Regions from separate parts of the Homo sapiens genome. Here region 1 is linked to region 2. A link is a contact called in ENCODE Hi-C or POLR2A ChIA-PET data. All regions are on one chromosome and are shown on one strand. Each heading gives the region's core, a stretch centred on a gene start or an enhancer-like site at or near the end of the contact. The rest is flanking DNA. Distances are from core to core; before and after follow the strand shown. Region 1 overlaps RXFP1 (relaxin family peptide receptor 1). Region 2 overlaps RAPGEF2 (Rap guanine nucleotide exchange factor 2).

Region 1 (5,249 bases), core at 319-2,818, 590 kb after region 2:
CTATAAATAGCCTTATAGAATATGATTAAGAAAAGGTTTTTCATTGAAAAGGCCTCTTTGGGGTTTTAACAAATCCAAATTTAATGGTATTAAATTTAAGCATTAATTTTTATTCATGTCTTTGCCTTTGATTGAAATATTTGCTTTAGTTTAGTACTTACAAGAGAATAAGAGAATTTAGTCCATAAAATGTTGGTGGGGAAATTCGACTGAGGTGATTATCTTCAATTATCCTGACAGCCAGAAGAAAAAAATTAATTCATTTATATATCTCTAGAATCTAAAAACTAGTGCAATAAAATGCCACATAAATTAAACATACAGCCATTCTAGTCTGTGAAGATCTTCAAAAACACCCGGCTTCAGGAAGGTTATTCTGTTATGACTGAGATACCTGGAAAAGGAGAAATAACTACAATAAATTTGTATATTTTTGATGTCTTACAATAAGAAAAGTAAAAACAATAATCATCCATCTTAAATTTTTTACATAGCATTCTCATCATGCCACTTCCCTGCCTTTGAATCTCTAAGAATTGCTACCACTTACCTTATCATACCTAGTTTTAAATTTCCCCATAATTAATTAATCAATCTATTCATTCATCTATTCATGTATTCATTAACCTATTTTGAATACTTACCCCATGGCACTGTGCTAAGCATGCCATCCCTTTCTTTAAGGGGCTTTGAGTCTGGAGAGGCCACAGCATGTGAACAGATTACTTTGTAATGTCAGGGAAGCAGAGGGAAGTATATAATGCATGGTTGCTCTGCCATTGCAGAGGAGAAAGCACCCAGCTTTGCTAGGGGTAGGGACTGCAGAGTGTGGAGGAATGAGGAGCCAGGAGAAGGCTTTACTAAACAGAGGCACAATTGAGAAGAGTCTTGGATGAAGACATGCAATTCACAAAGCAAAGAACAGGCAGGAGCTATTCTAGGCAGAGGAAATAGCTTATGCAAAAGCAAGAGGTATGAGAGTCTGACAAGTTAAGAAATCACCAGGTAATTCAATGGGGCCTCACCATGAAGGGGCTATAAGGAGAGACAGGAGATAAACCTAGGAGGCAGGCAGGGGCCTGTTATGGACAAAAGGGCATTGCATCCCTTGCTAAAGGGTTTGACTCTGCCTTACCCATCTTTACATCCCACTCCTCTGCAAAGTGAAATAACTCTTTGTTCTATTGTGTTGATCTCCTCTTCTTGCCATGTTCACTCATGTCTCAATCTCTCTAGTGTAGCAATTCACTGCACTAAATCTGCTATCGAACAGTTTGATTCCTGACTCCTCTACTTATTAACAGTGACTTTGAGCAAGCAGTGAATTCCTGTAAGCCTCAGCTTCCCCAACTCTAAAATGGGGATAGTATCAGGATCTACTTCCTATGGTTTAATAGAGGCAATGCATGCCATAAACATTCAGTACATATTATGTTTTATAGCAGTGTCTCTGCTCACGCCTCTTACTCCAGTTTCTTCCCTCTTTCCTTTTTCTTTCTGCTTATGATTCATATGCAAGTAAGAGTTCAAGTTTCACTTCCACTAATACAAGATTCACACTGATTTCTCTCTCTTCTTCAGTCTTTCATATCTTGAGTAAACATCCTGTAGAATTTCTCCTGCCAGGAATCTGTTCTCCCTTGCTGGGTTTGACTTTTGCTCAGGGCTAGTGAGCAATGGCACCCCATGATAGAGCCTCTTCCTTCCCTCCTTTGCAAACCTGGAGCCCAGGTGGGCACAGTAAGGGGTAAGAAATGACTTACAACCTCAGGGTGTTCTCTTATACAAAAACCCTCCAGGTAAAAGACATTTGATCCACTATTGCTCCCTATGCTCACCTGTTTTGCCCAGTCCTCTTCATTTTTCAGAGCCATCCTTTACTGCTCTGGACCTGAGATAATCACTCCTTTCAGTGAACCATAATAGCAATTTTGGTTTCAGCAACACAGGTTTGGAACTTAAGTACTTTTAAAAAATGGTTCTCTAATGTTTTATATATGTTGGCATTGTTTTCCCATCTTAGATCATAAACTTCTAGAGAACAGGAGTCCTGCCTCTCCCCAGTGATAGCTCAGTGCTCTACCTGAAACGCTAAGGTATAACTACTTAAAGGGAGCCAGCCTGAGTTATCTTTCTATGCCCTCATGGTATCTAACTAAAATATGTGCACTCTGTGAGGGTTAATGAATACTTATGGATCTAATCATTGTTTAGATCCATAAATCATCAGGTATCTAATGATTATTATTATCATTTTTTGAGATGGAGTCTCACTCTGATGCCCAGGCTGGAGTGCAGTGGCGCGATCTCGGCTCACTGCAACCTCCGCCCCCCAGGTTCAAGCGATTCTCTTGCCTCACCCTCCTGAGTAGCTGGGACTACAGGCGTGTGCCACCATGCCCGGCTAATTTTTTGTATTTTTAGTAGAGACAGGGTTTCACTGTGTTAGCCAGGATGGTCTCCATCTCCTGACCTCGTGATCCTTCCACCTCAGCCTCCCAAAGTGCTGGGACTAATGATTATTTAACTAGAAATATGTGGCATCTTTAACACTCAACAACACTCCAGCACTATAGAAAAGCTATGAAAAGAGAGGGAGGACACTTTTAAGTTTACTCTCCAGTTCTGTACTGCCTTTCAAGAGCTTCCTCCACATTCACTGAACATTAAACCAAACAGATAGTGTTTAGTAAATTTTGCAAAGATATATGGAAAGAAGACAGTCAGGAGCCTGAAGAGTGAGTCCAATATTGATTCTGGGTACTTTGCTAAGACATAAAAGAGCAGAGATGGGGTAGAAGGGGAGAGGACATGGCTAAAGTGGTTACTGTTAAGGCTTCGAGTCTCCTGCAGTCTTCTTCCATTTTGCTAGTAAATTACTAGGTGCTCTTCTCGACTCAATCCCAAACTCTGATACCACAAGCCAAAAATCTGACTGGAATGGGTTTCTTGCGTTAGGATACAGAACAGTATAGGTGGAAAACAAGGGGACATAAATGGAAATACAGGGAGTTATGTATTCATGTGATTTTTGGTTATACTTCTTTCCAGTTACTTCTAGAATGCTGCATGGCAGAACTCAATAAAACGGAACATTGAGAAAGCCTTTTTTTTTAAAAGAAGCACAATGAGATACCATTCACACCCATTAGGATAGTTATTGTCAAAACAAACAAATGAAACGAGAACACAAACGTTGGTGAGGATGTGGAGAAATCGGAACTCTTGTGCAACACTAGTTGGAAAGTAAAATGGTACAGTTGCTGTGGAAAATAGTATGGCAGTCCCTTAAAAAATCAAAATCAAATCAAATGACAGTCCCTCAAAAATCAAAGAATTACCATCTGATTTAGCAATTCCAATTCTTGGTATATACCCAGAAGAAGTGAAAGTGAAAGTGGGGACCCAAACAGATATTTGTATCCCTGTGTTGATGGCAACATTATTCACAACAGCCAAAAGGTGGAAACAACCCAAATGTCCACTGACAGATAAACAGTTAAACAAAATGTGGTACATAAATACAATGGACTATTATTCAGCCCTAAAAAAGGAAATTCTGACACATGCTACAACACGTGAACATTAAAGACATTGTGCTAAGTGAAATAAACCAGACACAAAAAACTACATATTTTATGATTCTCCTTATATGAGGTACTTAAAGTAGCCAATTAATAAATACAGAAAGTAGAATGATGGTTGCCAGGGGCTGGGGAGAGGGGGAAATTGGGAGAGACAGATATGAGGAATTATTATTCAACAAATATGGAGTTTCAGTTGGGGAAGATGAAAAAGTTTTGGAGGTGGATGGTGATGATGGTTCCATAACAATGTCAATGTACTTAATGCCACTGAATGGTTTACTTAAAAACAGTTAAATGGTGAATTTTAGCTTATGTATATTTTACCACAAAAAGCTTTATTTCTTTAACCTTACAGTATTTCATGCATTTGTAAAAGTGGGATTAGTGAAGAAAGAGTAATTGAATAACTGGGGAAGTCTTTGGGTTTTTTCTTCTTCATCACAAATATCATCATCAGGCTTTTTTTTTTTCTTTGTCAGAGACAGGGTCTTGGTCTATGGCTCATGCTGGATGCTGGAGCTATTCGGGAGGCTGAGGCAGAGAATTGCTTGAACCTGGAAGGCGGAGGCTGCAGTGAGCTGAGATTGCGCCACTGCACTGCAGTCTGGGTGACAGAGAGACTCTGTCTCAAAAAAAAAAAAAAAAAAAAAAAAAAAAGAAAGGAATACAAATTGCTCAAGATCACACACCTAGTAAGTAAGGCAATCAGGACTTGGACTGAAGCCTGTCTAACTCACAATCCTATGCTCTTAGCCACGGTGCTCTACTGCCCCTTCAGCATCACTTGCATGGCTCCTTGGTACTGTCATGGACAGGGAGGCTGGTCTGGATTGGAATAGTCTAGGCTGTCAGACTACCATGGAATGGGCAAATTAATTCACACTGGTACTTACAGTTTAGTAAGGCTATTCAGTCCTCTGAAAGCATAGATGGAGATGGATGTAATCTTATTGTTTTGCAGGTACCTGTGAAAATGATTATTAAAAAGAAAAAAAAATGAAGCAGAGTTTCACTTTTGCAAGACAAAAAGAATTCTGTGGATGGATGATGGTGATGGTAGCATAGCAATATGAATGTGCTTAATGCCTCTGAAGGTAGACTTAAAAATGGTTAAGATGCCACATTTTATGTTATGTGTATTTGATGACGATTAAACATTTTAAAAATTGAAAAAGGTAAACATTACAAAATAATTTAGTGAAGCCAGATATCATGTCACTTCATGTTTCTGTTAAATTTATGTACAATTAGGCTGGTTTGTATTTAGAAATTCTAGTTATAAAGATGAATGAATAACAGCCAAAGCTTACTATTTGAATTTTCTAGAAATAAAATGTTAACACATAGTAAAGCCCTCATAAATCAGAAGTCTAGAAGCCAGACTTTTAATACGGGTCTTGTTATAATTCTTTAAACTTGTTAAGTGCTCAACACAGTGCTAGCCAACCTAAAAGTGTATGATGTTTTTAATGTCCCAAACCATATTCTATGTTAATCACAAATCTGTCAACCAAATCAATTTTGATCTCATTAATTTGACATCCAAACCTTGTTCCAAAGACTGTTTGGAGGAAATTTATAAGGAGTAAAAGTGGCAAAAGAAAAAAAACATAAAAATAATCAGGACTAGAAGAATATAAATTAGATTGGAATGTCAAGACA
Region 2 (5,681 bases), core at 1,660-4,159:
CCAGCTACTCGGGAGGCTGAGGCAGGAGAATGGCGTGAACCCGGGAGGCGGAGCTTGCAGTGAGGCCAAGATTGCACCACTGCACTCCAGCCTGGGTGACAGGGCGACACTCTGTCTCAAAAAAAAAAAAAGATCCTGCCCAACTGTAGGCTAATGTAAGTGTTCTGAGCATGTTTACAGTAGCCTAAGTGTATGTGTCGGTTCTCACACTGCTATAAAGAACTACCTGGGACTGGGTAACTTGAAAAGAGGTTTAACTGGCTCACAGTTCCGCAGGCTGTACAGGAAGCATGACTGGGGACACCTCAGGAAACTTACAATCATGGGGGAAGGCGAAGGGGAAGCAAGCATGTTTTACCATGGTGGAGCAGAAAAGAAAGCAAAGAGGGAAGTGCTACACATGTTTAAACCACCAGATCTCATGAACACTCATCCACTATCATGAGAACAGCATAGGGGAAATCTGCCCCCATGATCCAATCACCTCCCACTAGGTCCCTCCCCCAATGGCACAACAATTTGACATGAGATTTGGGTGGGGACACAGAGCCTAACCATATCATTAGGCTAAGCAATGATGTTCAGTAGGCTAGGTACGTTAACTGCATTTTGACTTAGGATGTTTTCAACATATAGTGGGTTTATTGGGATGTAACCACATTGTAAGACAAGAAGTAAGTGTAGTGGTAGTAATAATAATAAATATCTAAGACTAACACTGAGATTCTATTCTATCTAGTAGTTCTCAGGCCCTGATGTGCAAATGAATCACCTAAGATGTTAATTTAAAATGCATCTATCCCACCCAATTCCCCAGTTTCTGATCATTAGATAGGAGATCCATCAAAGTGACTTTTAAACAAATATCCTGGATGTTTCTTACACATGGGGCTGGCCAACTCTGAAAAACTTTCAGAAAAAATGGTCTCAATATGAACTCCCAAGAGGAACAAATGGCAGGAAAAAAAGTACAACTCTATTAATATCCATGCAACTAGGTACATACATTGTATTAATCAGTGCTATTTTAATTTTTCCTCAAATAATTTTTTTTTAAAATTATGAGCAAAGGAGCCCCTTCAAGTGTTGCTGAAATGCCAAAGCTTAATCCTGAAAGAACCCTGACTGAGGATTTCCAAATAACCTGACACTACCAGTACTGGGCAAAAAACAGAAATCTGAAGACTAAAGAGGTTCGTATAGGAAAGCAGTACTTGCGAGTCTCTCTAATCAGGGGAATTCACGCTTACAGAAGACCAAATCCTTCTTAGAATCTCAGAATTTGACCACAGGATCTTGAGCTAGGAACCACAATGGACAACTGATTTCATTTCAATACATCTCATCCCACAATGGACAAAACGGAAGTCACAAAAGCCCTGGTTTATAACGAGAAACTCTAAAAGGCTCCTGTTTCTGTTTTTCATCAACAGGAAGGAAATTAACGAGGCCAAACAAAACCAAATACAGACCATTATAAAATGATCAGTTCACCTTCCAATGTAAACAGATAGAAAGCCTCTGGGGCAATCAGAACTGTATGATCCCCGCTGAGCATTATCCCAAGTCTAAACAAAGAATAATGGGCATGAGGGAAATACTTGATCTGACCCCCTCACCTCTCCCACCTTCCTTCCTACTACCCCTCAACATAACCTGCTGCTCCTGACAGGCTGCTTTCCTTCTGTTCATTCCAACTCTGCCATGCTGTTCAAGATGTTTACCTCTCTCCATCTACCCTCTACATCCCACTGTACCTTAAGAGATGGCTCAAAAACTACTACTTTAAGAAAATCTTCTCACTCACTGTTTTCCAAACTCTAAAATACTTAGCCCATCTAATTTCATTGTTTTATGTTTTTCTGTAATGATTTCTTATTCCTGAGCATCTTCTTCCAACTACAATGAACTTCCTTTCAAGGCAGGAACTGCGCATCATGCCTAGTAGAAGCTGGGAAACATTTCAGTGATCATTTGCTCAGGTAAATCGGATCAGATGACATCCTTCTGATGAACCCCATGGTCCTTCACAGGAGAAGGTCCAAACCCCCTGGCAGAGCCCATGAAGGAAGCAGGAAATGCTGTGCAAAGAGCGCAGGTTCTGGAGCACAGATTCCTTCTTCCACGCTAGCCACGTGATCGTGGTAAAGTCAAATTCTGAGATTCTAGTTCCTCAACTGCAAAATGGAAGACATTGATGCCTTCTTCACAGAGCTCCTTTTATTTAATGAAACAATATATATGCAGTACCTTGCATGATGGTAACAAAAAATACTAGTTCTCTTCATCTTCCTCATCTCCTTTCCTCTCTTACGATCGTCTCTGAAAGGACCAACCTACAGCTTTGCTTTCTGCTCCCAACCCCAACATTCCTTATGCTGCAAACTTCATCCTGTTCGGCCAGGCCACACATTTTTTTTTCCACCTATGCCACAAAGGTTTTGAACAAACCTGCAGTCTAGCTTCTAAATAGTATATTTTCTCTTGTAAATTTATTACTCATCCTTCTAGTTCCAGGTTAACTATCACCTCCTCTGAGAAGTGTTTTGGTATATTCCAAGGAAAGTGAGTCGCTTTCTTCCAGCTTCCCAGTGCCCTGTGTACATGCTCACGTGACGCAGGTGCCAGAACGTCATAATTATTCACATTGGGAGTTTCTCCTCAATAGTTTTTAAACTCCTCTAACTCTTAAGTACCCCCAATATATACACTACATAATGCTTGATTGGCACTCAAATATTTTCTTAATAAGTAAATTAATGAACTGAATAGACAGGAACCCAGGTAAGGTATTAAAGTGCTTGAAAGTCAAAGATGTGAACTTCAGTTTACCAGTAAATGGAAAAATGGAGCCAGGATCTAAGAGCCTCCTCGGCAATATCCTAGAGATCCACAAGGTGGCACTCTCTCCATGGGAAAGAGCTGTGTGTGCCGCTCCACATTCTCATTTAAGGAGGTGGCCAGTAAATGCAAGCGATCAAGTTGAAGTTGACAAGGGAACTGAAAGAACAAAAAACTACTAAGTCCAAAGAAAACTGATTAAATCAGCAAAGACAATTATTAGAGGGCAAGAAAATAACTGTGAAAATGCTACTTCATTCAGCTGTTAATACAATGTGAAAACTTAAGTGAGGCCCAGTCAGCCAAAAAGGTTGCTCATGGAGGCCAGGCACAGTGGCTCACGCCTGTAATCCCAGCACTTTAGGAGGCAGAGGCAGGTGGATCACCTGAGGTCAGGAGTTTGAGATCTACCTGGCCAACATGGTGAAACCCCGTCTCTACTAAAAATACAAAAATTAGCCAGGCATGGTGGTGGGTGCCTATAGTCCCAACTATTCGGGAGGCTGAGGCAAGAGAATCGCTTGAACCCAGGAGGCGGAGGTTGCAGTGGGCCAAGATCATGCCACTGCACTCCAGCCTGGGCAACAAGAGCAAAACTCCGCCAAAAAAACGAAGAAAGAAAGAAAAGCCAAGGGGGACTGACAAGGAGAGAAAAGAGAGTTGAAAGAAAACAGAGCGGCAGGCGTTGCGGAAGTGGCTGTGGGTAAAGGATGCTGATCCTAGAAGACCATCAGCTCAAAACAAGACTCCCAACAGCCACAAACATGGCCATCTAAGTTTTGGGGGGTTTTCGGGAGTGGAGAAGCAATAAACAGAAACAGAAAGAATGGTGCCCATGCAAAATCTAAGCAAACTGGAACTAGAAGTTAGTGCTTTCCCAGATGATCCTGACAAAATATGAAACAAGGAGGGTGTATGGGGTACAAGAAGAGACTCCTCCCACTCTAGCAGAGCAAGTGCAATATGGCCAAGCCTGAAGCGGCCCAGGGGAGTGAGGAAGCTCCTCTAAATGCTTCACATGGACAGCATTAACAAGGTCATTAAAACAGAGAAGCAAAAAGATGGCGATTGCTTTGTGAGAAAGAATAGGCAAAATGTCCAGAAACAGTGGCTGAGCCGAGCACACGACACAGCTATCTGAGACAGGTTCGGCACAACTGAGAACCACATATAGCATCAAATACCAATTTTGGTGCTATTTTAGAAAGGTCACTTTATACTATCCAGGATGTAATACCGCACAGTATCACATTCAAAAGACAAAGCTGTTGGCATCTGGAGAAAAGGAGACAGGAATCATCATCGAGGGCTATTGATCACATGCCTATAAAACAAGAAAGTGAAATAAAATGAAGACTAACAAAGGTTCCAATAACTACATGGGGACCACAAGGAACTCCAGAGGGCCAGCCACCCATGACCAAAAAATAGAAAAACACCTTTATTTTCCTGTATCTGCGGTCTCACCAACACCCTCCAACCAAAAGATAAAGGGACAACTTCCGAAGCTTCTCCCTCTTCACAGCCTATCATCACATTCTGCGGGTTCCCCTCCCAAGTCTCTATCGAAACCCTTTGCTACAGTTCAGGGTCCCATTTTTGCTCACCTACACTGCTGTTATTACAGACTTCTGGCCAGCTTAGACTTGTGCTCTCAAATATACGATTATGCCAAAAAACCACAGTGAAAATTACTTATTTACAACAAATTATCCTCTATCCTTTTATAGGCGTCCCGCAGACAGTTGAGATCAGAGGTTTTCAATGTCAAGAGCCCTTGGGATTTCAAGGCGTCCAAACCTCTTTCAACCATAATAGCTACTATTGTTGGGCTGAACAGGATTTTCTATGAACAAAGTGTTCCACGGCTTCAAAAAAATAAGTTCTAACAATGGCCACCTTCCAATAGACAGATGGCTTTCCAGATACACAATAATTTTAATCTTTTTCACAAATACATTACATCATTTCTGTTACTGGATTTATTACAGTTTAAAAATTTGTATATTTTTACTCCTCTGATGGAGCGCTGAGCTATAAGCTGATAGACAAAGTTTTCATTATTTATTTTTGTATAGTCAAATGGCACAAAGCAAGCTCACTAGATAAGTTAATGCAACACAGCACAGTAAGCAACCCCAACAATGATATCAAGCCAAAAGAAATATAAAGTGCATGTACTAAAACATGAAGTATACGCCAAATTTTAGAAGGAGGACTAACAAGAGTTAAGGGCTTTGGTATTTACAATTTCCACTGTTGGAATACTGATATTTTATTATAAAATGATATTATTCATAATACTGAGTTATATGTAAATATATCAATTATATATAAATTCCCACAATAAGAAAACAAATGACATTTTTAAAGTAGAGGGTAATTTTTATTCTATTTCTTAAAAGTTCTAAATTGTAAGGAAATTACTTCATTTATAATTAAAAACTCTGAAGAAAGAAAACACCATTTTAAGATTTTCAAAAAAAATCCTTATTTTCCAAACAATAGCAATTCATTTACAAGGAATTGCAACCAACAAAACAGGAAAAGTCAGTAAGATCAATAAGAACTCTGAAAGCTGATGAAAATATTGAAGACATTTCATCTTTATACTGAAAATACAGGGGACACAGCAGACATCCTTTTTTTTTAACTAGCAAACAATGTAAACTACTAAAGAACCAGTAAAGCCAGATATTCTATAGGCTCATTAATGTTATCATTTTTTTCATTATTTATTATTTTTATTATTGTTTTTGAGACAAAGTCTCACTGTCACCCAGGCCAGAGTGCGGTGGTGCACTCTTGGCTCACTGCAACCTCCGCCTCCCAGGCTCAAG

The links. Hi-C counts contacts between places; a loop is a spot of excess contacts on that map. ChIA-PET counts read pairs that join two places held with the same protein, here RNA polymerase II (POLR2A). Pooled maps may share reads with other maps.
Region 1: a pooled map shows a loop between it and region 2 (2.4-fold over the local background). The contact joins two enhancer-like sites. A Hi-C loop is called at or near these places in 1 of 168 maps with a recorded cell type or tissue (IMR-90) and 10 of 50 pooled maps. POLR2A ChIA-PET finds 5 or more read pairs at or near these places in 1 of 52 experiments (activated CD4-positive, alpha-beta T cell).

What each region holds. Positions count from the first base shown.
Region 1 is chr4:158,607,275-158,612,523 of GRCh38, reverse strand. RXFP1 (relaxin family peptide receptor 1) reads right to left here. Exons shown (of 18, transcript NM_021634.4): 6 at 4,481-4,552; 7 at 323-394; 8 at 162-233. Among named protein-coding and RNA genes, the nearest start is that of RXFP1-AS1, 45 kb to the right of the region's middle. Within about 2 kb of position 1,568, at least 2 of the 41 ENCODE cell types and tissues checked have a DNase peak (open chromatin) inside an H3K27ac peak, as active enhancers do.
Region 2 is chr4:159,200,384-159,206,064 of GRCh38, reverse strand. All of the region lies in intron 3 of RAPGEF2 (Rap guanine nucleotide exchange factor 2), which reads right to left. Among named protein-coding and RNA genes, the nearest start is that of MIR3688-1, 74 kb to the right of the region's middle. Within about 2 kb of position 2,909, at least 3 of the 41 ENCODE cell types and tissues checked have a DNase peak (open chromatin) inside an H3K27ac peak, as active enhancers do.